Regions from separate parts of the Homo sapiens genome. Here all the other regions are linked to region 2. Evidence: chromatin contacts called from ENCODE Hi-C or POLR2A ChIA-PET data. All regions are on one chromosome and are shown on one strand. Each heading gives the region's core, a stretch centred on a gene start or an enhancer-like site at or near the end of the contact. The rest is flanking DNA. Distances are from core to core; before and after follow the strand shown. Region 1 overlaps CTLA4 (cytotoxic T-lymphocyte associated protein 4). Region 2 holds the start of CFLAR (CASP8 and FADD like apoptosis regulator). Region 3 holds the start of CD28 (CD28 molecule).

Region 1 (3,971 bases), core at 1,175-3,674, 2.8 Mb before region 2:
TGTGGTTTTTCAGTTTGTTTCCAGTATTTCTAATATTGGAGACTCCACCAGATACTGAATGAATCAATCAAAAATTTGAACACAATATTCAAATGCAAGGATGATAAAGACAACTCCGGAAAACGACCACCACAGATTTTTATTTAATTAAAAATATTATACATGTTGTTGCATTTTCATGGAAAATATTGAGTTAAAAACACAAGCAGTGTTAATTTTCAGAAACCTTCATGCACCCCATTCTGCCACCTGCTGCCTTCTTCTGTCCATGGCATTAACCACATGTTTGTAAGAATTGGGCCCATCGAACTGGAGCTTCCTAGAAGGTCATACCTGTGGGTCTCCTGGAGTAAGCCATTGTCTTCAAGACAGTGTTCTGTCAAGTCAACTCAGATACCACCAGCTGTGGCTTCCTTGCAAACCATTGAAAGGAACTGGTGTAAAAGCCCCAAAGCACATGTCAACACCAACTCAGCACAATTCCACGCAATCAAGCACTGCTATGACCTCATCCAGTTTCCAAGCTAGTTAGCAAATGACCTTGTGTTCTACCTGGTGTATTAGTGTCCTGAGCTCCTCCACAAAACTTCCCTGGGACCCAAGGTGGAAAGACACTGCCATATAGTGTTTATATTCAAACCATTAACAAATACACAAAAACATACGTGGCTCTATGCACAATACTATCAAATTAAAATATATATATATATATATATATATATATATATATATATATATATATATATATATATGTATATATGCAATACAACCTTTAGCATCACTGGCTAAAACATAGCCATGTGAGTATTTTTGAAGCCTTGATGTAATCATACATTTGTTTAAGAAATAAAAGGCATAAAATTTAACTTGAAAAGATCATTTCGGCTATAAACGTCTCATACGTAAATATAAGGTGTGTACAATATAGTCTTCTCCCTCGCTCCCTGCCTTTTCCTTCTTTGGGCTGTGCCATTCCCTAACTTAATTCCTTGACCCACATCATAATGCTGCATCCCCATATTAATCCCAAGTGATGCTTTCACTGAAAGTGGAGCTGATGTGACAGAAACATCCCAGCTCTGTCTTTCTACTCCTTTGCTTTAAATTGTAGTACACGTAATTTGGGTTCCGCATCCAACTTTATATTAAAGAGAGATGAATTCCCCCCAAATGCACAAACAAATAAAAATAGCTGGATAGCAAAAAAGTTAGAATTGCCTCAGCTCTTGGAAATTGAAATATGGACTCTCTTCTTCATAATGGTTTCTCAATTGATGGGAATAAAATAAGGCTGAAATTGCTTTTCACATTCTGGCTCTGTTGGGGGCATTTTCACATAGACCCCTGTTGTAAGAGGGCTTCTTTTCTTTAGCTGTCAAACACAAAAAGAAACAGTAATTACTACTGAGGAATACGGAAGCCACTTCTAACCATAATAGAACTCAACACATATTGGGTCCCTAGCTGGTTAAAAATGAATGTTCACAGCATACAGAATTATAAACCTCAGGAGATTTTCTTGATTCAGCTATTAAAATTTATTTTAGATAAATAACTGTGATTTTGATGTTAAATGGCAATCATTTGCCTTGAATGGAAGATAGGAGAAAGAGACTTTGAGAAAGCTTCAGAAAGAACACCCAGAAAGCCTATGATAATTGATCAATCTTGTCTGCAAGGGAACAAGCTTGATAAGATAATAAGCTTTAGTTATCCTGTTTGAGAGCTGTATTTCTCATCCCCACTGCTGAACCTACAGCAAAGGACATCTCTGTCAGGTTGGGTAGAGGATGTTGGAATAGAGTATATCTTTGTGTATGTGTATAAGAGACAGAGAGGGAGAAAGAGAGAGAGAGAAAGAGCGAGAAGAAGGAAGAGGAAGAGAAGAAGGGAGAGAGGGAGAAGGGAGAGTTTGTAATGGCAAAGCTGGCCTTAGGCAGAGGTGTCTGAGAGGGACTGTCAAAAAGAAATCCTGACAGGAGGCCTGATTCCATAATTCTACCTCTTCTACCACCAATACCAACACCTGTGATAAATAAAAACTGGGACTTTCACTTCCTGGCTGAAGGGGAAGGCAAAACGTCCCAGTCAAGCAAACTGGATAACAGGGATAGGTGTCATGTGAGCAGCTACAGCTTCGACAAGGAAGGCACCAGAGTGGCACCCAGAGGTGACTTCCAGGTGATGGAGAGGGACATGGAGAAGGAGAATAAAGACCATCCAAGTGGTCCTCTCTAGCAGCATTCTGCCCAGCCTAATCTCATGTTTCAGGGCTGTTAGCTTAAGTACAGTTGTCATGAAGACAAAGAGCAAAACAGCTGCCCCATGTTATTGCAACGGTTACTCAAATTGAAACCCTGCTCAGAAGCACATGAACATTCAATGTCAAACAAATTCATCTAAAATATTAGTCATTCTGAAACCTCAAATGCCAATGCCTACGGTTCTAGTGCGTTCTTTACCACTGTCCTTCCTCTTCATTTATTGCCTCATCTCATCTCAAGAACACTAAACTCAACATCATCTTTTGGCCAGTTGATACCACTAAAGGTATCCCCATCAGACATGGTGCACCATCAGCACCACACTCACCATTTTGCTCAAAGAAACAGCTGTGAGGAGAAAGCTATAAAAAAACAACCCCGAACTAACTGCTGCAAGGATCCAGAGGAGGAAGTCAGAATCTGGGCACGGTTCTGGATCTGCAACAGAAAACAAAGCAGAGCCTCCCTGAGACAGTTTTAAACTCTAGGGCTCTACTCCCCAACATTGGTGAAAAAAGGACATTAGAGCTTCCAGGCCTTGAGGTCCACCCCTAAATTGCATGGGTAGCCCACCAATAGGTTTGGCTATTTGGGACTACTTCCCCAGGAGCATCATATCATATCAAAAGTACAGATCAAACGTCATGATGGTTAGCACTCCAGAGCGAGAGCCCCAACTTCCCCAAATCATTTTATTTTACAGTCAGAATGCTATTAAGGTTGCCACCCACAATAAGCAAGGCTACCATGTGGTACAGAACTCTTAAAGAGAATGTCCACAGTCCTAAAAGTAAACCTCCTGAAATTAAGGAACAAAACTGTTTTTGTGCATAGAAGACTGCAATGCAACAGGTGTCAACTCAGTGAAATGGCTTTGCTCACCAATTACATAAATCTGGGTTCCGTTGCCTATGCCCAGGTAGTATGGCGGTGGGTACATGAGCTCCACCTTGCAGATGTAGAGTCCCGTGTCCATGGCCCTCAGTCCTTGGATAGTGAGGTTCACTTGATTTCCACTGGAGGTGCCCGTGCAGATGGAATCATCTAGGAAGGTCAACTCATTCCCCATCATGTAGGTTGCCGCACAGACTTCAGTCACCTGGCTGTCAGCCTGCCGAAGCACTGTCACCCGGACCTCAGTGGCTTTGCCTGGAGATGCATACTCACACACAAAGCTGGCGATGCCTCGGCTGCTGGCCAGTACCACAGCAGGCTGGGCCACGTGCATTGCTAGCATGGAAAAGCCAAAGGGAACTCAGTGAACTCATGCTCCTTCATGGCCAAGCCCAGGCAAGCCCTTCTGCCTTCTAGCTTCATCCCCACGGCCTTTTCTCCCCCCTTCAACGAATCTATCACTTACCCCTTCCCCTCTCCACACCCCCAGCCTCCCCTCCATCTCTCAACTGTTTTCCAGCTACTCTCCATAAAGATATTTTCTTACTGAGAAATAGATTCTTCAAGATGGTTGTGGCAGGAAGAACACTGATATGACAAACAGAAGACCTGGCTCTACCATGAAATATGTGATTTGGGGCAAGTCACACTTCCCCCATGTCCTTCATTTTTTTCACATATAGTAAGAGATAATTAGATGAGATGATATGTTCTCTGGTATTCTAAGGTTATGATAGAATGATAGGAGCTATATAGCTCCGGAACTATAATGAGTGGTAGGGGAAATTCTGAAGGTTGAGGTACAGAATCTTG
Region 2 (3,721 bases), core at 1,163-3,662:
TCTGGGTGGTAAAATTCTCCATGCGTGGTCAAACGGCTTATGCATAGCTCAGGACCGTTACGTGCGACCCCACCAGGACTGAGTGGGGACAGCCGCTGCGCCCCCACCACCTACTAGGAGCTGCGGTAGGACCTCCAATGCCCCAGGGGCCTAGGCAATTTCCGCTTCAGCTTCCTGGAGGTCCCCAGCCCAAGGCTCAAAAAACTGCACACTATCCGGCCCACCCCGGGTCGCGCAAGACTTTCGGGGGGAGGGGGAAACCCAGCGACCCTGCAAATGGCTTCACCTTGGAAACCGGTATAAGGAAGCAAGTAATACCGTGTTAAAAGAAGGTCAAATGTCAGTTACAAACAGAAACGTAAAACATAAAGTCGCTAGAGAAAGCCATTTTAACGAGGACATTTGACCCAAAAGCTTAAGTAAAGCAAGTATTAACAAAACAAGAAAATGGATGTAAAGCAAACAGTAAACATTAAAAACTCCCTTTCAACCCAGTCTTTTTTGTTTAGATCTTGGAGTTGGGCCGGGCATGGTGGCTCACGCCTGTAATCCCAGCACTTTGGGATGCCGAGGCGGGCGGATCACCTAAGGTCAGGAGTTCGAGACCAGACTGACCAACATGGAGAAACCCCGTCTCTATTAAAAATACAAAACTAGCCGGGCATGGTGGTGCATGCCTGTAATCTCAGCTACTTGAGAGGCTGAGGCACGAGAATCGCTTGAACCCGACAGGCGGAGGTTGCGGTGAGCAGAGATAGTGCCATTGCATTCCAGCCTGGGCAACAAGAGTGAAATGCTGTCTCAAAAAAAAAAAAAAAAAAAAAAGATCTTGGAGCTCCAGCCAGGTTTTTTGTTCAACGAAACTTTTGTAAGGTTATTTAGGGGAATCACCAAACCGAAAAGTGCCAAAAACTCCGTTCCTCTTATCGGAAATCTCTCTCTAAAGCAGGTCAAACCTTCCAGAGCCCGCTGTCTGTTGTAGATTATCGCAGTTTGTTGATGTCCAAAAAGCTTTACTTATGCTATACGCTATCCCCCTACTGGTTTCACCCCTCATTGCTTAAGAACAAATTTCAAATGTCAACCAATTAAAATATTCGCAAGACCTCTGGCGTCCTTGAATTTACTTCCTGCCCGTGGAGCCAAAAACTGATTCTGAATTTCAGTGGCCTTTGTTCTACTGCGTGCCACTGTTAATATTAAAAGAACATGGCCTTCTGTCCAAATCCAGACACCCTCAAGCAAGAACATCTTGAAGCCAGTTTACATTTCCCAGTCGTTTTGAGGCGGTGGAAAAGTGGCAGAAACAGGTTCATTTTAAAAGGCTCTAAAAACTTTTCATTAGCCAAGCATTCCCAGCTTTCCCAAGGCAAGCTTTCCTTGCACTTGGGCAAAATAGACATTAAACTGCTCTGGAAAATAACCGCCCTGACCAGGCTATTGTGAAATTCCCTCCAGGGCGGCGGCTCCCACTGAGTGAGATCGAGCGCATACACAATTGTTGGGAAAGTCCACGTTCCCAACAACTTTCGAAAGGAAAAATGCCAGATCTTCTCAACAGTTCACCCCAAGAATTGAACTCTCAAGATCATTTTAAGCAAAGTTTACACGACGCTGAGGGCCCGCCACTGAAGCTCGCGGGTGGGCCTCTGGGGCTGCGGCTGCAGGGGGCGGCCAGAGTTGGCCAAGGGTTACTTCCGGTCTCTCAGGTCCATCGGGGTGCAGCTTGTACCGCTGTGGCCCAGGTCGCCCCTTTCTGGGAATCCGGGGCGGAGTTGCGGGTAGAAGGGGTTCGGGGGTTCGGAGCCGGGCGGAAACGGAAGCGGGGGCATTCCGCAAAGCCCGCGGTAAACAACCGAGATAAGGAACCTACAAAACTGAGTCAGGTTCCAGAAGCGCCCCCGCCATCCCCTGGCCACTGCCGGCCACCTGCAGTTTCCCGGAGCGCAGGGCTGTGAGGAGCGGCGCGGGGTGGGACGCGGGGCGCGGCGGCGCAGGGCCTGCTGCAATGCTGACTCAGGGCCGGGCGTCGGGGCTTGGGGTCTGGGACAGCTCCGGCGCCGCCAGCGCGGGGGTCGAGCGCGGGGCACGTACCGTCCTGTCGCGGCCGGACTCTCCTGCCGCTGCCACCTCAGCCTTCGCTCCCCTAGACGCCGGGAAGGCGCACCCAAGATGGAGGCAAAGAAACCGAAAGCCTGGAAGCGGACTTGGTGCTGGGCGATCGCTGTTCGCGGCGCTTCTCTCCTACACCTCCTCCCGTGGTCCTTGTTGTCTCAGCTGTCACTGGACAAAAGTCCAATAGCCGGCACTCACTGTGTGAGGCCGAGTCCCCACCCCTAGCTCCGGGAGTCCCTTTTAGTTGAGACTCGTCGGTGAGGCTGCAAGCTCGCTGTTTCCTGCTATGGCTTGTGTGACTGAGTATGCAGTAACCGGGGGTGGATGTCGACACAAGTTCCACGCGTTAGGAGTAAACACTGCGAGTGTTTTTTTTTTTCTTTCTTTCTTTCCTTCTTTTTTGAGACAGAGTCTCGCTCTGTGGCCCAGGCTGGAGTGCAGTGGCGCAATTTCAGCTCACTGCAACCTCCGCCTTCCTAGTTCAAGCGATTCTCTTGCCTCAGCCTCCCGAGTAGCTGGGACTACAGGCACGCGCCAGCACGCCCGCCTAATTTTTGTGTTTAGTAGAGACGGGGTTTCACTGTTGGCCAGAATGGTCTCGAACTCTTGACCTCGTGATCCGCCCGCCTCGGCCTCCCAAAGTGCTGGGATTACAGGCGTGAGCCACCACGCCCGGCGCGAGTGTTTACAATTGTTGTCTGGGAGTCATAGCAAACGTGAACACACTTTGTGGTTTTTTGTGTGTATGTTTTTGTTTGTTTTTTTTTGTTTTCCTTCTTGAGACAGGGTCTCGCGCTGTCGCCCAGGCTAGAAGGCAGTGGCGCCATCACAGCTCACTGCAGCCTGGATTTCCCGCTCTCAAACCATCCAGCCCTCAGCCTCCCAAGTAGCGGGGACCACAGGTGCAAGCCACCATGCCCGACTAATTTTTTTTTTTTTTTGTATTTTTAGTAGAGATGGGGTTTCACCATGTTGGCAAGGCTGGTCTCCAACTGCTGGCCTCAAGTGATCCTTGCCCGCCTCGGCCTCCCAAAGTGCTGGGATCACAGGCGTGAGCCACCGCGCCCCTCTACGTTTTTATTTATTCCTAATAACTACTTTATTGTGATTCTTAAAGAGCTTTAACTTTTCTTGAGATAATTTTAAACTCACAGGAAAGGTGAAGAATAATACCAAGAGAGACTAACAGCAGGACGGCATGAAGAGCTCGGGATTCACCCCTAGTGAAACTGAAAATTATTTAAAACAACAAACAACCATTAACCATTTAAAGCCTTTGAAATGGTCCTAAGGGCAAACAGCAAATGAAGAAACATCTGTTCCAAAAAATCTATGAAAACTCTTGGATCAGAATGTGAGAGTCAGTCTGTGGTATTTAAACCAAACCTCTCCCTTTGTTCAGCAAGAGACTCCACTCCAGACTGCTGCAACTCAGAACCTCTCTCTTCCCACAGCTCCCAGTCAGAGACCAGCATATCAGCATTTCTCATCTTGCCCCTAGCTACCTGATGCTGAAGGTAAATCCTGGGGGAGTGTGGTGGAGAGGTGGGAGATTCCTTCTTCCATCCAGAGGCTCTACCTTGGGTGGAGTGCTGAGACACCAGAG
Region 3 (4,320 bases), core at 520-3,019, 2.6 Mb before region 2:
ATATTCTTTAAGTTTGAGAGATCTCTTAAAAATAAGGTTTGACCTTTTTAAAATAAATGTTAAAGATTCTTGTAGAATATATTTGGTAGCTGTAAACGCTTGGTACCAGATCTCATTGCCAACTCATGTCTTTCATTATATCAACACGTTTTATAAATATACACAATTTGTGCTCACTGGTACGTCAGACCATAAAATAAACGGGTATATATGCAACTACTGTACCTCTGCAGATTGGGAAATTATACTCTTTGGGCTATGTACACTTAATGTTTAAGAATAACAACAAATAATGCAGTCTCTGTACTGCCAAAATAAGAAAGAAAATTGAGGATACTGGCTTTTCAATGTATCTTTCAGGGAAAAATAACTGTCCTTATTTAAGCATGACTGTTGACCCCTATCAGTCCAGTTTTTGAACCAAGCGGGGGCCTTTTTCTAACTCTGAGAACACGTTGAATGAGCATCTTACTCCAGCCCACCCAAGTAACAAATTCTTTCTGTTAGGAATTGTGCTTGTGATTTTCCGAAGTTAATTTAACCCTGGATTTACCTGAGTCCATGAAATTACAAATCACACCATGTTAGATGGAATAGCATAATAATCAACAACACCGGCACTGGAGTCAGACTAAGGTGGTTCAGACCCTGCCTCCTATAGCTGCCACCTGTACATCCTTGGGCAAATCCCTTAATGTGCCTACCCCTCAGTCTCTTCATCTGAAATGAAGTTAACTGTAATACCTACCTTCTAGTTACGAGAACTGTGTGCTGCTCAAAGTGCTAGATGTATTATCCTCCTCATCATCGTCATTGGGAACTTAAAGAATTTTAATCTAAGAAAATACATTTTGGCCGATTGTAAAAGAAAACTAATTTATTAATATTGGTGTTGTAGCAGCTTCTGTGGTGACTCCAGAATTCATGTTGGAACTCATTCAATTCAGGTAGATAGAGTAATTACAGTTCACATTTATCTTGAAGCCTGACTGAGCTAAGCCCTTCGCATGGATTATTTCATTTTACCTCACAATGACCTTGAGGTGAGGTTTATTATTATTCCCACTTTACAGTTAAGGAAACTGAGGTTTGGAGAGTTTAAATAATAGCTAAGCCTAAGCTTACCTAGTGAGAATTGGACCTGTGTTAGGAACATAGGCAACCTAAATTCAGAGCTTCCAGAGCCAATCTACTTACAGCAGCTTTCTTAAATTAAAAAAAAAAAGAAAGAAAGAAAGAAACGATACATAAATTAAAAATTATTGGCCGGGCATGGTAGCTCATGCCTGTAACCCTAGCACTTTGGGAGGCAGAGGCAGGTGGATTGCTTGAGCTCAGAAGTTTGAGACCAGCCTGGGCAACATAGTGAAACCCCATCTCAATTTAAAATAATAATAATAATAATAAATTCTTGGGACACTATCAACTAATAGCTAGAGAAACTAATAGCTTAGAAAATTTATTTCCAAGGGACTTTTGTTAAGATACTATATTGTAGTCTGAGAATCAATGATTTTCAAAATAACACATTGCCCTATTACAGCAAAACTACACTTCAAATGTTCAAATTTCACACATTGTTAGAAATTTAAAATAAACTAAGCCAATTGGAAGACCTCAAAAAATATTTACAGAAAGAAAGACATTAACATTGTTTACCTGTTACTTGAATTGAAGGGAATAAGTTGAGAGCCAAGAGCAGCCTGAGCATCTTTGTCCTGACGATGGGCTAGGGTTCCAGCCCCTCCTCCCCGAGGAACCCGAAGTGTGAGGGGAACTGAAAGACGCACCTGCCAAGGCCTGAGAGTCTCCGTCATCCACGGCCACCACCACCGCCACCATCCCCTTAGGGCACATGATCAAGGCACTCAAACCACAAGGCATCCTGACTGCAGCATTTCACACAGGATATAACGTTGTTTTGATGACTTTAGACTTTTACTTCTATTTTTAAAGACTTTTTTTTTGTCACTGAAAAATAGTCGGTCACTACATGATGGGCTTATGGGAATTATTCTTTATTGATGGATATCAAGAGTTGTGTAAAAGGGGTGCTTGAAATCCAGCAGAGATTAAAGGGGAGACAAAGTGTTCTTAAGAAGGAACAGGCCGGGTGCAGTGGCTCACGCCTGTAATGCCAGCAATTTGGGAGGCCAAAGTGGGTGGATCATTTGAGGCCAGGAGGTCAAGACGAGCCTGGCCAACATGGTGAAACCCCGTCTCCATTGAAAATACAAAAAATTAGCCAGGCATCATGGTGGGTACCTGTAATCCCAGCTACTAGGGAGGCTAAGGCAGGAGAATCGCTTGAACCCAGGAGGTGGAGGCTGCTATGAGCCGAGATCATGCCACTGCACTCCAGCCAGGGCAACAGAATGAGAAAAGAAAGACAGAAAGAAAGAGAGAAAGAAAAGAAAAGAAAAGAAAAGAAAAGAAGGAAAGAAGGAAGGAAGGGGAGAGAGAAAAAAGAAAGGAAGAAAGAAAGAGAGAGAAAGAGAAAGAAAGAAAGAAAGAAAAGAAAGAAAGAAAGAGAAAGAAAGAAAGAAAGAAAGAAAGAAAGAAAGAAAGAAAGAAAGAAAGAAAGAAAGATGGAAAGAAAGAAAGAGGGAGGGAGGGAAGGAAGGAAGGGGGAGAGAGAGAAAGAAAGAATAAAGTCTCTAGCAGAGGAGAGATTTTCATAGGATGGGGACAGGTTGTGTCAAAAAGATAATGGTAAGAATTCTACTGAGGAATTGGGAAACATCTGCATAAACGTTTAAAGGAGTTACAAATATTAGAAATGTAACATTTGTGTAGGACATAAGGTAGCCCTCTGGAGCATTTAGCACACAGTGCTTGATTTATGTCAAGCCTCCTCCAACTCACTTCTAGGAACTTTGCAAAACCCATTCTACGTGCAAGCAGCCAGCCAGCTGAGTATCTGGGGGAGGTTCCCTAAGCAAAGGGAAAGTCAAAACAACATTCTATGTTCTTAGTGGGACAGTAAGGCAACCAAAAGCCCCTTGGTGTCTCATGCTCTCTATGTCCCTCAAGGTTAAGTAATAGGGCACAAAAGGAGGCTCCGTGGCAGGATTTCTGAGATTCATAACCACCACCCGACTGCACCCTTCTTCAACTCCCAGGCCCTTTGCAGAGAGGGTTATTCCACCAGCACGGCCAACTGCTCTCTTCTTCCGGCACCTACGTCAGTATCTTGTACTCAATGACTTCTTCAAAACTTTTCCAGTAATTTTTTTCTTCTTTTTGATAATCTAAGCTTTGTGCAATTACTCTAGTTGGGGGTTTTGTGTATGTGGGTTGTTTTAAAAGATAACTTGTATTGCTTTTTATTCTGACTATAAAAGTAAGGCATATTTCATTGAGAATGTTTAGAAAAATTATAAGCATTAAAACAAGATTCATCCACATTCTTACCACCCTAATATAAACACTGCTAATATTCTGGTCCACTGCCTTCCACCTGTTGGTCTGTTAAGATTTTTACATGTTTAATATCATGTTTTACTTATAGTTTTCATCAGATATGTACTATTATTTGTTATATCTTGAACATTTTCCCATGTCATTTAAGTATCTTTATAAACATTATTTGTAATTGATGCATAATATTCCATTCTCTAATTATATCATAAATTGTTTAACAAACCCCTAGTGTTGTTACCTTTTTTTCTTCGCTATTTTAAAATGCTACAGTCAAACTCTTTGATGACCTAGCTGTAAGAGGAGGCAGGCTTCATGTCCCTCCCTCCTGATCTGATAAATGACAGATCAAAAGTATTTCCTGTCCTGGTAGACCTTCTTTGTTCACACTTCAATTTTCCCACAAACACAGTCTTTGTGAACCCCTCTTACTAACACATCTTTTGGTCCTTTGGAGAAATTTGTCCTTGGAAATGATTCACTCACACTTCTGAACTATAGGTAAGTGACAAAGCTATGCCCTGAGTCCTGGAGAAGATTCACTTCTAGAATTTGACACAGTCTTCCTGGCTCTGATCCTCTATCCAGTTAGGGGAACCCATGCCTTCCCCAGGGCCTGAAGTCTATCTGGGGGAAAATTTACAGATGGCAAGGTGACCTTTCCTAAAAGGTCATCCATATTCTAGAGCCACCAGCCTACCCAGATCTTAAAACAAGAGGCTCTGAGACTCATTATACATACTGAGAATATACACAGAAGAAACAAAGATACCCAGTAGTTTTCCATGATCAACAACAAAAGGCTAAGGAGTGAGTTAATAACTGTCTTCAAGCATATTAAAGATGACTACATAGCATCTAGTTAATACTATGTAAATAGTAGTAATCGGGTCAAACTTA

Evidence for each region. Hi-C counts contacts between places; a loop is a spot of excess contacts on that map. ChIA-PET counts read pairs that join two places held with the same protein, here RNA polymerase II (POLR2A). Pooled maps may share reads with other maps.
Region 1: a pooled map shows a loop between it and region 2 (3-fold over the local background). The contact joins the enhancer-like site here to the promoter of CFLAR in region 2. A Hi-C loop is called at or near these places in 3 of 50 pooled maps. POLR2A ChIA-PET finds 5 or more read pairs at or near these places in 2 of 52 experiments (activated CD4-positive, alpha-beta T cell and activated naive CD4-positive, alpha-beta T cell).
Region 3: a pooled map shows a loop between it and region 2 (10-fold over the local background). The contact joins the promoter of CD28 here to the promoter of CFLAR in region 2. A Hi-C loop is called at or near these places in 1 of 168 maps with a recorded cell type or tissue (naive thymus-derived CD4-positive, alpha-beta T cell), 2 of 37 single-sample maps with no recorded cell type and 11 of 50 pooled maps. POLR2A ChIA-PET finds 5 or more read pairs at or near these places in 1 of 52 experiments (activated naive CD4-positive, alpha-beta T cell).

The regions. Positions count from the first base shown.
Region 1 is chr2:203,870,109-203,874,079 of GRCh38, reverse strand. CTLA4 (cytotoxic T-lymphocyte associated protein 4) reads right to left here. Exons shown (of 4, transcript NM_005214.5): 2 at 3,147-3,494; 3 at 2,593-2,702; 4 at 115-1,372. The coding sequence ends at 1,268. Among named protein-coding and RNA genes, the nearest start is that of CTLA4, 4.3 kb to the right of the region's middle. RefSeq lists a silencer at 2,207-2,296 and an enhancer at 2,517-2,626. Within about 2 kb of position 2,424, at least 2 of the 41 ENCODE cell types and tissues checked have a DNase peak (open chromatin) inside an H3K27ac peak, as active enhancers do.
Region 2 is chr2:201,114,855-201,118,575 of GRCh38, reverse strand. It overlaps CFLAR (CASP8 and FADD like apoptosis regulator), which reads right to left and starts at 2,412. Exons shown (of 10, transcript NM_003879.7): 1 at 2,095-2,412. It overlaps LOC105373836 (a long non-coding RNA gene), which reads left to right and starts at 1,892. Exons shown (of 3, transcript XR_923785.3): 1 at 1,892-3,632. RefSeq lists enhancers at 1-128, 477-526, 2,167-2,426 and a silencer at 1,927-2,136.
Region 3 is chr2:203,704,088-203,708,407 of GRCh38, reverse strand. CD28 (CD28 molecule) reads right to left here and starts at 1,769. Exons shown (of 4, transcript NM_006139.4): 1 at 1,660-1,769. The coding sequence starts at 1,711. RefSeq lists an enhancer at 1,740-1,889.